2 separate regions of the Mus musculus genome follow, and region 2 is linked to region 1. The links are chromatin loops, found by intact Hi-C in ENCODE. Cell type or tissue: left cerebral cortex. All regions are shown on one strand. Each heading gives the region's core, and the rest is flanking DNA. Links, peaks and the distances in the headings are about the cores only.

Region 1 (7,863 bases), core at 1,417-6,416:
CACTCTCCACAGACAGCAGGCAAGCGGGAGTAGGCACAATTCAATACAACCTGCTCCACCTTCTACCTCATTACAGGCTTCTCTCAGCAGCCACCCCCGACTGATCAATAGTCCTCTTTTATCGCTGAGCTTCGATGTTCTGCTGGATCTTTGGTAGGTCTGTCTTCCCCCTGACCAACGGCTGCAACCCTGTTTCAGCTAAGCCATTACGTGACATCAAAATGCCCAATACTTTCTCTCATCATTAATCACTAATCTGAGATTCCACTGAAGTACCGTGGGCGGAGAAACCAGTGAAAGACAACCTGATAAACTCAAGAGCTGCAAAGAAAACAGCCTTCCAACAGTCCATACTAGAGTGCTGATACAGAGGGACGATTAGTTAAAGTCCAGTGGAATCCCAGCTGGGAAGCCCTCTGGCCACCTCTCAATTCTGGGCATTAACACAATAAGCATGTGAATGACATCAAGCAACTTGTTCAATGATCAATCCTACCTGCTTTTGGAAAGCAGGTATTTTGCTGTTTTGGATCCTTCTGGGGTCAGTTAGTACTGCAAGGCTAATGGGAAGGCCAGGACTGAGGTGGATGGTGTGTCTACACAAGGCTAACAATATTTTGCTGAGCATGGTAGTAGCACCTGTAATGCTAGCACATGGGAGGCTGAAGCAGGAGGATCATGGATTCCCAGCCAATTTGAGCTACACAGCTAGACTCCACCTAAAACAACAAAAACAAAAACCAAAATCAAGGGGTCAGGGTGATTGGATTAGTCAGTAAAGTACGTGTCACAAAACCACAGTGACCTGTGTTCCAGGCACAGCAGCCTATACCTATAACCGCAGCGCTGGAGAGGTGGAGATCGGCAGATCCCTGCAGCTCACTGGCCAGCCAGTCTGGACAAATAAGCTTCCAGGTGACATCTTGTCTCAAACGGTGGAGAGTAAGTGAAGATGATAACCAACATTTTTTCCTGTAACCCTGACTTGTGCACACAAACACACACCCCAAGGGGGCAAGGGGAGGGAGGGCACTTGCAACCCGGCCATACACACACCAAAAAATAAAGATAAGAGCTCCGTGGCTATTTACTAACCTCCAGGACAAGGATAACCCACTGTGTGTCTATCCGCCAGCCTGTATGGAGCTGGGATCCTAAGCTCACTCTGGAACTCTATGGAAAAGAAACCGGCTCTGAACAAGTCAGGTGAAAAGGCCAATGGCTGACTCCGAAAAGGCAAAAGAAGGCTCAGAACTCAGGCTCCATCTCCTAATTCCAGCTTCTCTCCAGCTACAAAAGACTCAGATCAAAACCACCCACTTCCCTCAGGATGACTGGGAGGAAAAGACAAAGGAAGAGGTGATTTGTAAGTGAGACTCCTGGTACCTGCTAAGCAGGAACTGTGATTTCCCAGTGCTGAGGAGGAGACCTGGGGAACAAATGGCAGCTGCTGGAGGCATAATTTTTGCTATCGGTGACGGCTAACTGTGGTGGAACAGGGCTGTGCTCTAGCCTACTGAGAATATGCTACACTGTGGAAGTGTGGGTGACAAACTGTTCTCATTTTGCTTTATTGAATTCTAAGCCTTATTCTCCAAGGAACCAAAGATCTTGGGAACACTGAGGCAGCTTTGCAAAATTTAAGACAAACTTGCTTCCTGGTAACATGTTTGTTTGGCATATCAAAAATAAACAGCTTCTATTTACTGAGAACTATACCAGCCACGCTGCCTCATTTAATCCTGTTGTTTTTTGGTTTTTTGTTTGTTTGTTTTTTTGGGTTTTTTAATATAGGTGATACCCAGACACGGAGGCACATGCCTTTAATCCCAGCACTCAAAAATCAGCAGCAGCAGACCTGTGAGTTCCAGGCCAGCCTGGTCTACATAGAATTCCAAGGCAGTCAGGACTACAAGGTAAGACCTTGGGGTTGTTTGTTTTTAAAAGATGGTAATGATAACGTAAGAATATTTCTAGAGATGGTGAACTAGAGGTAGTCCTGTTAGATGATCTCCATTTGAAAGATAAAAGCCAAGGCTTAAAGAGGTTAATTAACTGGACCAAGGTCACACAGCTAGCTCTCAGCAGGACTGGGGTTCAAATGCAGACCATCTGACCCACAGTCTGCATTCATCTGCCATGCTAAACATTAAAGCTACTTCACAGGTTTCCCATTCTTTCCTCCCACAGTACTGACGAGCTATTTTGAACCTCTGCATTCCCTGATGCAGTCATTTTTATATAGAAAAAATTCTCTATCGTGTTCAACCTTATACATTCAATCCCCCAACTGAAAAACAGTGGCAGCCACTGAAAGCACAGAAAGAGACTGGTCACCAATTTTACCCCCAGAATTAAGGAGGCTATTTATTCACTATGACCTACCCCAACCAGTCTTTCTGAAATGGAGAGGGAGTGGCTGCTGCATCTACCTCTATATGACCTCCATGCCTGAAGAAGAGCATTGTCTGTCAGCATACAAAGGAAATGGACCCTTATCTACCGTGACAACAGCACCACAGCACCACATCTGGGAAGCCACCTGAGTGGCAAAGCCTTGCAGGGCTACAGCTTGAGGTGATGGTGGAAACACGAGGACAAAAAGAAGGCTCTTAAGGACACAGCCCTCCTCCTCTGGGAAGCCTCTGTCCCACAGTGGGACTGTTTGGCTCAGGATCCCACACCTTGCTGATGCCACCCCATGTGGCAGCACTGTGTGGCACTGGGTGCCGGGACCTCAAACCTTTGGAGCTCCCTCTGGAATGCAAGCTCCCCAAGCTTCACTGGGCCTCTTCCTACCCAGACTGAGTCAGTCACTCACACAGGCACAGGCCTTCTCCTCCTGGAAGGAGTTGGCTCACAAGCTCATGCGGTCTAGGGGGAGAGAATCTTTCATCTCGCAGCACTTTCATCTCTGAGAAAGAGCCCCAAGGCTTCTTTCAAGTCACTGAGCAGCTGACAGCCCTGACTAAAATGTAAAGTTGGGCTGGGAGGAAGGGAGGGCGGGCGGGCGGGCGGGCGGGCAGAGGAGGAAGCAGAGGATTGTGTGATAGCTGAACATCTGGCCAGAAGTTCAGTCGACACAAGAAATGTCAATCAGAGCTCCAGGGCTAACAGGTAGCTACATAAAGGAGCTGAAGCGGAAGACTGGATGGGCTCCTCTGAAGGGACAAGACTGGGCCTACAGCCACACCTAGTAAAAAGTTGGGAACAAGCCAGGCGTGGTGGTGCACGCCTTTAATCCCAGCACTCGGGAGGCAGAGGCAGGCAGATTTCTGAGTTCGAGGCCAGCCTGGTCTACAAAGTGAGTTCCAGGACAGCCAGGACTATACAGAAAAACCCTGTCTCAAAAAACCAAAAAAAAAAAAAAAAAGTTAGGAACAGTGAGGCCCAAGAAATAGCTGACAGAAAAGGGCACAGGCATTCTTCAACGATGTGGGTTTTTTAAACCAGTACTCTTCAAACTCTGACACAGGAACCAAAGAACTATGACAATTAAATGCAGGAACCTCCACAGAACACTGAACTAAAAAAATGGAGCATTAGTGAGAGAGCCGGCAGCAGGTGCGAGCACATGCACACACACACACTTTTTTAAAGAGTTAAATTAGGTAAATTAGGGACTGGGAGATGGGTCATTGATTAAGGATACTGCAGCTCTTCCAGAGAAATCTAATTCCCGGCACCCATATAGCAGATCATAACTGTCTGTAATTCCATTCCCAGGGTATCTGATGCCCTCTTCTGGACTCTGAGTGCACTGCACCCAGAAGGTTCACATATGTGCAGCAAAACAGCCACACACATAAAATAACTAATTTAAAATAAATAAATAAATAAATAAATAAACAAATAAACAAATAAACTAATAAATAAGAGCCAGGTGGTGGTGGCGCACACCTTTGATCCCAGTGCCCAGGAGGCAGAGGCAGGTGAATCTCTTGAGTTCCAGGTCAGCCTAATCTACAAAGTGAGTTCCAGGACAGCCAAGGCTACAAAGAAAAACCCTGTCTTGAAAAACAAATGTACAAAAATGTAAGAGAAAAACTGTTCAGAAGGTGATGTGACAACCGTCCTCGGAAGGGAAAGGAAGGGCACCATCCCAGCCAGCAAGCGAGGCAGAGGAGGGTGAGCTTCCAAAAGAAGGAAACTCCACAGCACACATATCCCGTCCCCACCGTTAATCTGCACTTGACTAGCCCCAGCCCCCACCCCCCACCCCACCCCCAAGGCTGGTAAGATGGCTCTGCAGTTAAAAGCACTTGCTGCTCTTCCAGAGGACCTGGATTCAGCTCCCAGCACCCACTTGGCAGTTCACAACCATCTGTAACTCCAGGTTTCAGGAAATTTAATGCCCTCCTCTGGCCTCTTTGGCCACAAAGCATGCACATGGTACACATATGTACAACACAGAAAAACACTTACACTTATAAAATAGCAATAAATAAATCTTTAGAAGCAACATGGAAACACACCTTTGGGTGTATCTGTGTGGGAGTTTTTGACCCAGGAGGGAAGACCTTCCCTGAATACCAGCCCATGGACTAGGTTCCAGAAATAAGTGAAAAGAAAATTCCAGCTGATCACCAGTTGATCATCTCTGCTTCCTGATTGTGGATGCAATGTGACCAGGCCCTCACATGCTGGCTGCCATGTGATCCCTACCACAATGGAACGATAGTGACTAGAATGAGGGATGCCCCCCAAAGGCTCCAGTGTCTGAACACTTGGTCCCCAGTTGGTACCGCTGTTTAGGAAGGTTCTGAACTCTTTAGAAGGCAGAGCCTTGCTGCAGGAAGCCCATCACTGAGGGCGGGCATTGAAGGTTTATAGCCTGGCAGCACTTCCTATGTGCCCATGTGCACAGGAAATGTGACCTCTCTGCTCCCTGACTGCCTGCCCGGCAGCCTCATGCTCCGGCTGCATCCCTTCCCCACCGGGGAGGACTCTATATTCTGGAACTGTGAGCCAGACGAAACCTTTTCTTAAGTTGCTTTTTGTCAGGATTCAATCACAGCAACAGGAGAGTAACTAATATAAATTGTATTCCCTGTGACCAAAACACTGTGACCAAAACAAACCTTTGCACTCTTTACTTGCTTTCTGTCAAGTATTTGATCTTAGCATTAAAAAAATTAATACACAAGCCGTTCCCAAACAACTATTACTGGACACTGAGGATGGTAAGACATGCTGCTAGATGCTGGCTGCCTCCCTGAATTTACAGGAGGCACAGGAGCATACTGTATATTCTGTGATAAGAATGAGCGGGAGGAAAGACAGATGAGGAAGTCATGGCGAGAAGAAATGAACTTACAGGAGAAAAAACATGGAGAGAGGAAATAAATGGGGAAGGAACACCAGTGGAACTTGCTCTTTACCTGTTATTTATAGCCAGCTTGCTAACAAAATTAACCTGGGAAAGCATGAAGCTGTCATGCAAAAAGCAGTCTCTTTCAGTATGATCAGAATAATATTCTCAGGGTTAGAACATAACATGAAGCTGCCACAAAAATGAAGGATGCATTTTGAACTCAAGAGTTCAGACTTTCAATAATGTGCCTTACACGCCCAAGAACAACAAAAACAAAAACTGAAAAGGCTCAATTACAAACTGTTTTAACAGGGGGAAGCAGGTAGCAAGAAGTACAAATGATACACATGTACAAGAAAAATACACTCACTCAATAACTCTGAGCTAGCGCTTTATGTGCCTACTAGATAAATGGCAGAAATGTAAGTCACTACAAGCAGTACTATCAGGATGCAGTAAACAGGAGTGCATGGAGCTGAATGAAGGGGTGGCCCCACATGAGCGCTGGCCGCATTGTCCCTGCAGCTAAAGGGACCCCACTCTCTCTGGCTACTCCCCCAATTCCCTGAACACCCATCACACAACTTTGCTCCTAACAGTTGGCAACTGACCCCTCCCAGCCTCCTCTGCCACCCACAGACTCTTCCATCAGGGCTGGGATTCTAAGCCCTCTCTTTTCTCAATGACCCAACTGAATCCACGCCCTCTGATCCAGCACCTCCTTGAGCTTATCCAACTGCTCCTTACACAGTGCTCCCAGGATACTTACACACAGTGAGGTGTTTAAATGCCCACCTCACATCTCAGATCATGAATTCTTCAAGCCCAGATCAGGTCGCAATGATTTTAACACATGTGACCCTTACCTCAGGAAATAGCACAAAGTAATTATGAGTGACAAGGGGAGAGAGAAATGCCACTTGAACAAAGAAGCTCCACACAATATACCTCCAAGAACAAAAACCTGAATACTACCGAAATATCCAACTGAGGAGAAATAATGGAGGGGAAAATGGTCTATTATTCAAACAAAAGCTCACATACGTTAGAGAACAGCATGAAAGCTATGTAGAAAAGAAATGCATGCTTAAAATAAACAACACAAAAGAACCCATATGCAATACTTACAGGTACCCAAGCTGGGAGAATATGAAAACAAAAAAATAGTCCTTAGATACGGGTGATGGTTTTTCCTCGCCTCAAAATCTTTCATACTATTTTTGACAGTTGATTATCATTATCATTAAAATTTATTTCAAAAGTAAGAAATGGGAGAGGTGCAAAACAGAGATTGGTAGAAGCCCCTCCAATCCAAGAAAATGCTGATATTACCCACATCTGACAGGGGGAGTGGGTGTCTGCAATATCACCCAAGCCAAGGGTCTCTGACCCCAATCTGTCTCAAAGAGAATTTCTCTGGTGGTGCAAAGCCAGCCGTTCCCACCGAGCCAATCTGAACTAAATGTGAATTCTTTATTGCAAAACTTCAGAGGTAAAAGAACTTTCTCCCAGACATCTGTGGAATGAGTATTAATGAGAGTGCCCTGGAGTTCAGCTCTGCGCCTATGCGGCAGAAACTTCTCTGCCAAGCCACTGCTGGGCACACCTCTTGATGAGATGTCTAAGCCTGAAGGCATCAAAAAGTGCATTTCCATATTGGGAACATAACTGGTTTCCTCTTTAAGACTTTCCCCACCACCTCCTGTCCACATTGTAATTCTCCTGTCTTCTCAAATGAATTGTTAACATCTGTCAAGGGTAGAAGGCATGCACTGAGGCGCTCTTCTGCCTATTACCAGAAGAACCAATCTCAGCAGAAAATTGCAATCTTCCCACTGACTTGCCCCAAAAAATGAAATTTAATAAGCATGCTAAAAAAATTGTTAAACTTTTAATAAACACTTCCTATTGCTGTATGATAGTTCTTCTTGCTCACCTTAGACCCTGAGTTTCAGAATGGAAAGAACCAGAAGTTGTACTGTCTGACCTCCTCACTTTACAACTAACGGGAAGAACGATGTGCAGAGAGGGAAAGTGACACCCAGATAAGTGCTGATAAAGGCTGGATTAGAACCCCAATCTCTCAGGTCTCCAGCCCCAACTTCTTCACCCCATCAGGCTTTTTCAGCCCCTGGACTCTCTGGAGTCCCTGGCCTAAATAATTAGTATAGCAGAATTTTAAAGCTACTAGAGACCTCGGAGAGAGTCATACTTAATCCCCTCATTAGGCATAGGAGGAAACTGAGGCCCAGAGAGATTAAGTGATTTGCTCTCCATTTTGAGTGGCAGGGAAGAAGTACAGCTTAAGCTGAAAAGCCTGCAGACCAGTGCCCAGGAGAAGCAAGGGTCGTCTCAACTGGGAAAAGCTTAAGTGAATGCAGATGAGTCTAGACCAGGGTGCCTTTGTGGACAGTCCCTGACCACCAGTTTTAGCATCACCCCAAATGCACACCCCCAACTCTCAGGACACTGAGTCAAACACTTGAGTTGGGAATGGGATAGCTTTGCTCCCTTCTGTTCCCACGCAGGGAGCTTCCGTGCTCAGTGGC
Region 2 (7,863 bases), core at 1,603-6,602, 170 kb before region 1:
ATGCCAAGAGCTGCCTAGGAGTTCATTAAAATGCAGATGGGGGCGGGGACCGAGGCGTAGCTCAGCGGGACAGTTCTTACCCGGCAAGTACAAGGCCCTGGGCTTGATCCCCCCCCCCCCTGCACGACTGAAAGAAGGGAGCAGAGATGGCTCAGCAGGTAAAGGTGTTTGCTGCCAAGTCTGACAAACTGAGTTCAAACCCCAGGACTCATACAGTGGCGAGAGAGAACCAATTCCTGCATGTTTCCTCTGACCTCCACATGTGCACCTCCACAAAATAAACAAATGGAAAAAAAGAAGAAAAGGAAGGAAGGAAGGAAGGAAGGAAGGAAGGAAGGAAGGAAGGAAGGAAGGAAGGAAGGAGGGAGGGAGGGAGGGAGGGAGGGAGGGGCAGGCAGGCCTATGGGGGCATATACATTATCACAAATAACCTGGTGGGCTCAGACTAGGGCCTATAAATGTCTTCACAAAGCTTCTGCCTTCCTGTCCACACCCAGAAAAAGCACAGGAAGCTTAGATATGGACTCCAGTAAGATCTGCCTCCTTCCAGAGCTTCTGGTCCCTCTTGGTGAAACATGCGGCCTTAACGGTTCCCCGGGGAACCCCCCCTGGAGTTAGGGCTCTGCAGAGAAAGAAGTTCATTACAGGACTAGGCTGAGTCTGCCCAGAGGCTGGCCTCGAGATGATAGATCCAGAGTCACTGGCACCCCTTATTCTGATGTGGTCCTCCAGGTTCTGCACAGGCACAGTGACCTTGGGTGAGTCGTTTGGTGAGCTCTCCAAACGCAGTTTTCTTGAGTATCTATCTAATGCCAGCCTGCATGAGTTCACAGTGGGGAGAGGTCTGGGCACTTAGAACACACAGTCAGCATTCCATACACTGTAGGTCCATCCCCTCCCACCCCTGCTAGGGGCATAGCCATGAGCTGCCCTTTTCTTGTGAGGAAAGCCAGAGCAGCTGCCATTGCGATGTAGGAGGTGTGAGTCTCCCCATCCTGTCTCTGAGTGCTGGGGTTCGGGTGCCTTCTGAGAGCCAGGCACCATCCATTCTGCAAGCTTTGGCGATGCTTCCTCTGAAGGCGGTTGAGTGGACGTTGGGGGAGGGGGGTGTTGGGGAGTAAACAGACATCCTTGCTGGCTGACCTGCCTGGTCACAGACACTCCGTGTGACAACCCCAGGGACAGACAGGTGCAAGGCAATAGCTGGTGGCTGGGCAGGATCAGGTGGAGCTGCAGCCGTGAGCTGACACCAAGCTAAGCAGTTGAGGTTTGTGGGTTCATCCCTAGGACTCCCTGCTCCGAGCCCCAACCCTTTCTCCTAAACCCATAGACACCATCCTGACCTGGCCTTATTCCCTGAATCAGCTGAGGACATGCGGAGCCCAGGAATAATGAAACGATCAGGCTCCAATCTGCTAAACAGCAATTTCGGGGCTTTTTCAGCACACACAGCTTTTATCAAATTGGTATTCTCCTCCTGAACACAAATGGCTTATTAGACATGACCCACTTATTCGCCGCGTCTCACTATCATTAATAACTGTTTCTTTTTGTGATTAAGTGAGTGGCTCCAGACCCTTCCTGTGGTGACAGGGTGCTGGACCCAGCAGAGGGGCAGCTGTGGGGCTCCTTAGCAGCCAGTGCTTGGTGACTTTGAGCCTGGCAATGTCGAGAGGGTGGACGGGCCCCTGCAGAGCAGTGGGGCCATCTCTTGAGGGACAGAGCAGAGGAGGTCCCAAGGGGTGACCCATTTACCCAGAGACAGTCAAGAGGAGATCAGATTCTCAGAAACTGGTCCTGTCCCCTTTGCATCCAGCACCTCCCTGAATCCCCAATTCAGGGGTTGGTCCAGAGTGGGGATGAGAAGATCAGTAGGGCTGTGCCCCTCTCAGCGCAGCTGGCACCAGGGGGCAGGAGGAGACTGTCACACAAAGGAAAGAGCCTGCTTACTCAAGAATGACCCAAATTCGGAGGGTCTGGTGCCCCAAAGACAATGACCATAGGCCTCAGAGTTCTATGTTTGTACCTCAAGGGATCTCAAACTCAGAAAGGCAAGTCCTTCTTGAAGAGGCCTCCTAGTATAAGTTTTGACAGTGCCAAGGAACTGAGCTGGACAGGCAGACGGGAGGGGAGAGAAGGGAGGAATTCCCAGTTTCCCCTGAATGAGAAAAAAAAATGTGACAGGGAGAGAAATGACCTGGACAAAGTGCTGCTTCTCGCCTGACAGACCCTGGAGCCAGTCTTGGCTCAGCCGCTCTCTCACTGTGTGACCTTGGGCAACTCCCTTCACCTCTCTGAGACTTGATTTCTCCTCTGTGAATAGAGCATCAAAATAGTCCTTTCCCTGTTTTCTACCTTTCCTGCCAGGCCAGCAGAAATCATGATGGACATCAAGGTATGTGAGAGGTTTTTGTCCAACATAGCGAGGAGGTGAGGTGTATGTAGATACGGGGATCTGGGCTTCCCTTAGGCACAGGAATTCTGAGCATGGCTTTGAAAACCCCTCCCTCTGGAGCAACCCCAATCGTGCAGCACACCTGTAAAAGGCCTTGCCTGGGTTTCCAGGCTCTGGCGCACACCTTTAACTCACTCCCATCAAAAGAAATCATCCTGTTCTCAGCCCTTTGTTCAAACCTCTCCCAGCCTGGGCACACAGAGCACAGCACGTGTGCTGTAGCCTCTGATGAGGGAAGGGATGGACGGAAGCAGGGTCACCTCTGGTTTCAACCACCCCTGCCCCATCACACAGCATGGCTCAGGGGCAGGGAGCCTCCACAGCTGCCTGCCCCACACCACCCAACTCTGCTGCCAACTTGGGCTCCTGTGGGGAGGAAAGGCGCTTCAGACACTCGTGCAGGCAGCACTTGCTTTCTCCTTGCTCCCACAATGCTGGAGTTCAACATTTCAGTCCTCTAGGGGCAAGGTTGAGATGGGGTCCCCGAGATGGGGGTGTCCTGTAGGATTCAAGGGGTTCATGATCCCCCCAGGGACAAACACCCTACATTCCTCTTTACTCCTGGCCTCTAGCTGAAAGAATAGACCTCAACTACTCCAGTGTATCCCAGCTCTCCGTCCCTACCTTCTTATCCCCAGACTGTCCCTACCCCTGGATGCCACCCACCCACATGGATGGCAAAGGAAGCTGCCACCCAGGCTAGCAGGTCTTAAGCAACAGCATCTGGCGCCCCTCAGGACCATTCCCGGCCGTGGAAGGGATGGATCCTGATGAAGAGGATGCAGGAGCAGTTTCAGCGTTAAACCCACAAAGGAGAAAGGAATCGGGGCAGAGAGAAGTGGGTGGGCAAAGTGTGTGCACAAGTGCGTGCGTGCATGTGTATCCGTGTCTGCAGGCAGACAGGCAAGAGTTGTGGCGAAGCGAAGCGTGTGTGCCCGAGTGCCAGCTGGCAGGGTGAGCCACCAGCCAGTGTCTGATTCGTGTGCGTAGTGGGCACAAGTATATTTACCAGCGAGGAGAGGCTCAGAGGGGATGTGCAGAGTTGTGAGTGTGGGATGCAGTGAGCGTGGCTGAGTGTGTCCGCGGTTGGAGACATCTGTATGGTCGCAGAGGTGTGTGTATCCGTGTGAGTGTGTACGCGCGTGGAGGGGGTCTTCTGCGAGCTGGGGCCAGAGCGAGTGTGCTCTTGGGAACCCCTTCTCGCAGAGCTGGCCCCGATAGGAGACAGGGTGGGTCCCCAGTCCCAGCAGAGGGCGCCCCGGAACTCTGGGCCATAGCATCAGTCGGCGCAGGTTCGAGCACCGCGACCGCCAAGTTGGAGCGGCTGCGACCGGGGTGGGGTTCAGTGGGGGGAAGTCCGTGGGGGCTGCGCGCAAACTCACCGTGTCCGGAGACGTGGTTGTCCCAGGGCGCATGGCCTGCGGGTCGCGTGGCGCCGCCGAGTTGCAGGAAAAGTGCCAGGTAGTGGAGGGCGCCCAGCGCCGCGGCCAGCGGGGCCCCCATGCTGCGCGCTCCGGCCGGGGGCGCCGCCGCCTCACATCGGGGCTCCGCAGCCCGCAAAGCCCGCGCCCGCCGTACCCTGCCCGGCGCCGCCGCCGCCCTCTCCTGCTGGCCCCGGCCCGGCCCCGGCTGCAGGCAGCGAGCGCACGCCCAGCCCGCCGCCTCCGACTGCGGGACTCTTCGCTTGCGCGGAAGGCCACTCCGCGCCGCCGCGCACCCGCCCTCCCCCTCGCTCCCCGCCCTGAGCCGGCGGCGGCGGAGGGATCCGCAGCTTGATTTATCATCAAAGTTTTGCCCAGGCTGGGATTTTTAAAGCGGTACTCGCAACTGGCCTCCCGCGCGGGAGCGGGGGTGGGGCAGGCCCGGGGGTGGAAGGCCACCTGGGGACCTAACCCCCCGCAGGGCGGAACACTAGGGTGTTGGGAGTCGAAATCCGATCGTTGGGGATAAACATCCGACCTGCCACCAGACCCGTGCGCTGGAGGGGCCGCTCAACTTTGCCAGCTGGGTAGTGTTGGGGCCAGGGCCAGGCGAGGTGCAGGACAGGTGAATAGGGGTGGGGGGCGCACCCGGGATGAGACATAGGTGAACTAGTTTAAGATCTGGCAGCTTTGGGGTCCCCGTGTGATCACGCGTAGTTTCTCCTGTCCTCGAGTTCTTCGTCTGAAAAATGGGGACAGACGCCACCACCAGAAGCAGTGTGTGTCGGGGGTTGGGGGGGGGGGGGTCTTTGGAGTTAGGTGGGTAAAGTGGGGAACATCGTGGCGCCCACACAATGTAGTTATCATTGTGGTTCCTGTCTCTGGGACTCAGCAGTTAGTGGGGCTCCTAGCTTAGAGGTGTTGGGGTTCTACACAGTGAACTGGATCGCCCCCTTCTGGACTGTAAGGCTCTCCCTAGATGAAAGGTCTAGATGGAGTGTGTGTGTGTGTGTGTGTGTGTGTGTGTGTGTGTCTGTGTGTGTAAACCATGAAGACTCTTTCATTCCCAAGAGTGGCAGTCCAATTCTGATTCCTTCCTTGACTCTTTAACTGAGGCTTTTGTGACAGGAAAAGAGGGTTGGGGGGTTATTTTAAAGAAAAGCCTATTTCATAAGGCTGCCTTCTCCGAGGTCTTGAGAAGATCCGGAGCAAGGTTTCGGACCCCGGGAAGGATTCTTCCTACCCTCATTTCTCCTCTGCCTTCGCCGGCAGGCATTGTTTCAGCATTGCGGACAGCACCCTTTTCGTTTCATCCTTTAAGAACCGCGGACAGCGCCTCGGGGGTGATTAGATGCGAGGGTTCAGCACCGTGGACAGATCCCCGCTCCACACACACAGCACCGCAGGGATCCAGCTTCCAGCACGGCTCACAGTACCTAAAGTTTGAGAGATCTAAAAAGCGGAGTGACACACCGTGCTTGCTGTCTTTATTCTGTCTCCCTATGCCCCTTTCAGATATTATGGTGGATAGTATACTGTTGTCACCAGGATCAACTCAAGTTTCCCTCCCTGCTAGGTGTTGCATGTTAGAGGCACAGTTTCAGCACCACGGACAGCTCCTCTTCAGCATCAGCCAGCTGTGCAGAGGCTCTTTAAACTCCTATCCAAGATCTTTCCAGAACACTGTGGTGGCAGAACCGGGGATCGGACCCGAGTGTTCTCCTCTTCAAACGCAGATTGGAAGTAAATAAATACATTTCAAAATATGAAGAGGGGCAGACAGAGAGACAGAGACTGAGTGAGACTGGAGGGAAGGGCACAGCAAAGGGACAAGAAGTCTCAGGTCCTTCCAGAACAGCCTCTAGGTACTATATCTGTCCTATCATTGTCAGGAAACTGAGGCTCAGAAAGGCTGAACTTGCTGCTTAAAGCAGGGCAATGCTAAAAGTGTGTTGGTCCAGGAAGTAGAGACCAGACTCTCAGGCATATATCTGAGCAGCCTTAACTCAGCCCTCCTTGTTACAGCTTTGGAAGGTAAGAACCAGGGAGGGCTTTCCTGAACAAGGTCCAAGTCCTCTGTCTCTCATCTCAGGACTCTCCCATTGCACCCACCTGCTCCACTTGTATCCCCCATACCAGTACAGTTTACACACCATATTCATATCCGTGACTCCTGAGGCAGGGGAACCTGAGATGTCTCCATCTCCCACCCCCACCCCCTTTAATTAAAGTTTCTAAATTGCTGCCTGAGGTTTGGATAAAGAGAATGACCTACAACTTTAGTAATGGCCATTGAGACTCCTGGCCCATCACTGGAGTGGCCCAGACTACACTGGGTTCCACCATTTACACTCCTGACCCCTGAGACTAATATCCTCCTTTCACAGTCAAGGAGACTGAAGCTCAGGGAGATGGAGTCACTTGTGCAAAGTGCATGCGTGAGTAGCAGAGCCAGATGCGGTGACTCTCCAGGCTATATGCTTTCCTTGTGTAATTGTTTCTTGTCTGCATCCCTGATCCAAATGCAAAGCACAGAGTCTGAAACGACTGAGTTGGGTGAGGCAGAGAGTACCCACACACTGTCCCCAGAAAGTCTCCAGGAATCTACCGGGGCAGAGCATTCTAATCACTCACAGAGCTCTGGAATGCTCCAGGAGAGAGTAAGTCTCCTGTCCCTGGAGGCAACTAAGCAAGCATCCAGCAGTCATGTGGATGGTGTGAGGCAAATATCACTGCTATTTCCCCTACACAAATGAGGCTTGGAAGGTGAGCAAATCCTTTAGCTGGGAAAGAAGCTCATCTCAAAGTTGCTCCAAGCAGGGGACCTTGTGTTCTCACTGCCAAGTCTGCAGAGCTCACTAGAGAGTCCCCACCCTCCCCTTGACTCTGGGAGGCCACCCCCCCTTCCCTCCTTGAAAGGTGTCACTTGAGCACTGTGGCTCTGTCAGTGGTAACAGCCGTAAGATTTGTCCTTTTAATCCAGAATCAATAACAAATTTCATTTAAAAATAAATTAAACTAGGCATTGGAAATCATTCACCGTGCGGGCCAGGGCCCTATAGAGCACCGTCTAAATGGCTTCCTCTCGCTCATCTATCAATGTCACGAGGGGGGAAATACCTGAGCTGCCTGATTCATGGGGAAACGACTTAAATGTATCAGGACCTAACAATGAGCAATGTAAGCCAGAGCCGCACCTTGCACACACCAATAACATGGGAGCGAGGCTTCATGAAAGCTTATCGAGACCCCACGGTCACTGGCTTTGAGGGAGCCCATTTGTAAGGGGGAACAATGGCTTTAGGATACAGCTGCCTAATTTCTAGAATGCATTACTGAGCTCAGAGGAGCAATGGAATTCTATTAAAGCCTTATCTGCCATGAGAGGGTATGAAACCGGCAGGGAAATCCAGACTTGGCACTAGCATGCCTAAGACAGCACCAGGGCTGACCTGGGAGGTGAGTAAAACAGCCCAGAGGTGGGGGTGGGGCAGGCGGGGCCCTGGGTGTGTGGAGATATGTGCATTAATAGAACTCCAGTTGCCAGCGATTACGTTTACATCAGCGAATAAAACTTGGCAATAAAACATCAGAGCTGCGTCTCCGACAGCACCTCCATTTATAGCCTGCGTATTTCACTCATTCTAACAGGAGGCAGGGAACTCAAGGTGTCCCCGTTTCTCCCCCCTTTAATTAAATTTCCTAAATTGCTGCCTAAGATTTGGATAAAGAGAATAACTTACAGCTCCAGTAATGGCCATCGAGGCTCCTGGCCCATCACTAGAGTGGCCCTGACTGTACCAGGTCCCATCATTATTAAAGTGAAATATAGTAAGCCTTGTCTTCCTGGGCTCTGGTTTGTAGAAGATGATACAGCCTCTTGTTAGATGCTGGCCCAGGCCCGGGCCCAGGTCTGCCTTAGTTATCATTTCTCCCTGTGTGAATTCTCCTCCACCATGCGTTCAACACTGTATGCATGCACACTCA

Evidence for each region. A loop is a pair of places that touch in the nucleus more often than their neighbours do. Peaks named below come from ENCODE experiments on the same cell type or tissue, not always from the same donor. Only the 100,000 strongest peaks of a DNase experiment are listed, where the experiment ranks them.
Region 2: it touches region 1 in a loop (2.1-fold over the local background); 4 of 42 quality-filtered maps call a loop at or near these places.

What each region holds. Positions count from the first base shown.
Region 1 is chr2:157,741,806-157,749,668 of GRCm38, reverse strand. The region is part of intron 1 of Ctnnbl1 (catenin, beta like 1); the gene reads right to left. Among named protein-coding and RNA genes, the nearest start is that of Ctnnbl1, 8.3 kb to the right of the region's middle. In left cerebral cortex, for the core only: a CTCF peak has its summit at 3,754 (motif pointing left); DNase peaks (open chromatin) are centred at 1,494, 2,185 and 2,701; H3K27ac peaks cover 1,557 bases.
Region 2 is chr2:157,910,906-157,918,768 of GRCm38, reverse strand. Vstm2l (V-set and transmembrane domain containing 2-like) reads right to left here and starts at 4,116. Exons shown (of 4, transcript NM_198627.2): 1 at 3,838-4,116. The coding sequence starts at 3,958. In left cerebral cortex, for the core only: CTCF peaks have their summits at 3,703 (motif pointing right) and 4,818 (motif pointing left); DNase peaks (open chromatin) are centred at 4,237, 4,839, 5,261, 5,449 and 3 more places; H3K4me3 peaks cover 2,030 bases; H3K27ac peaks cover 812 bases.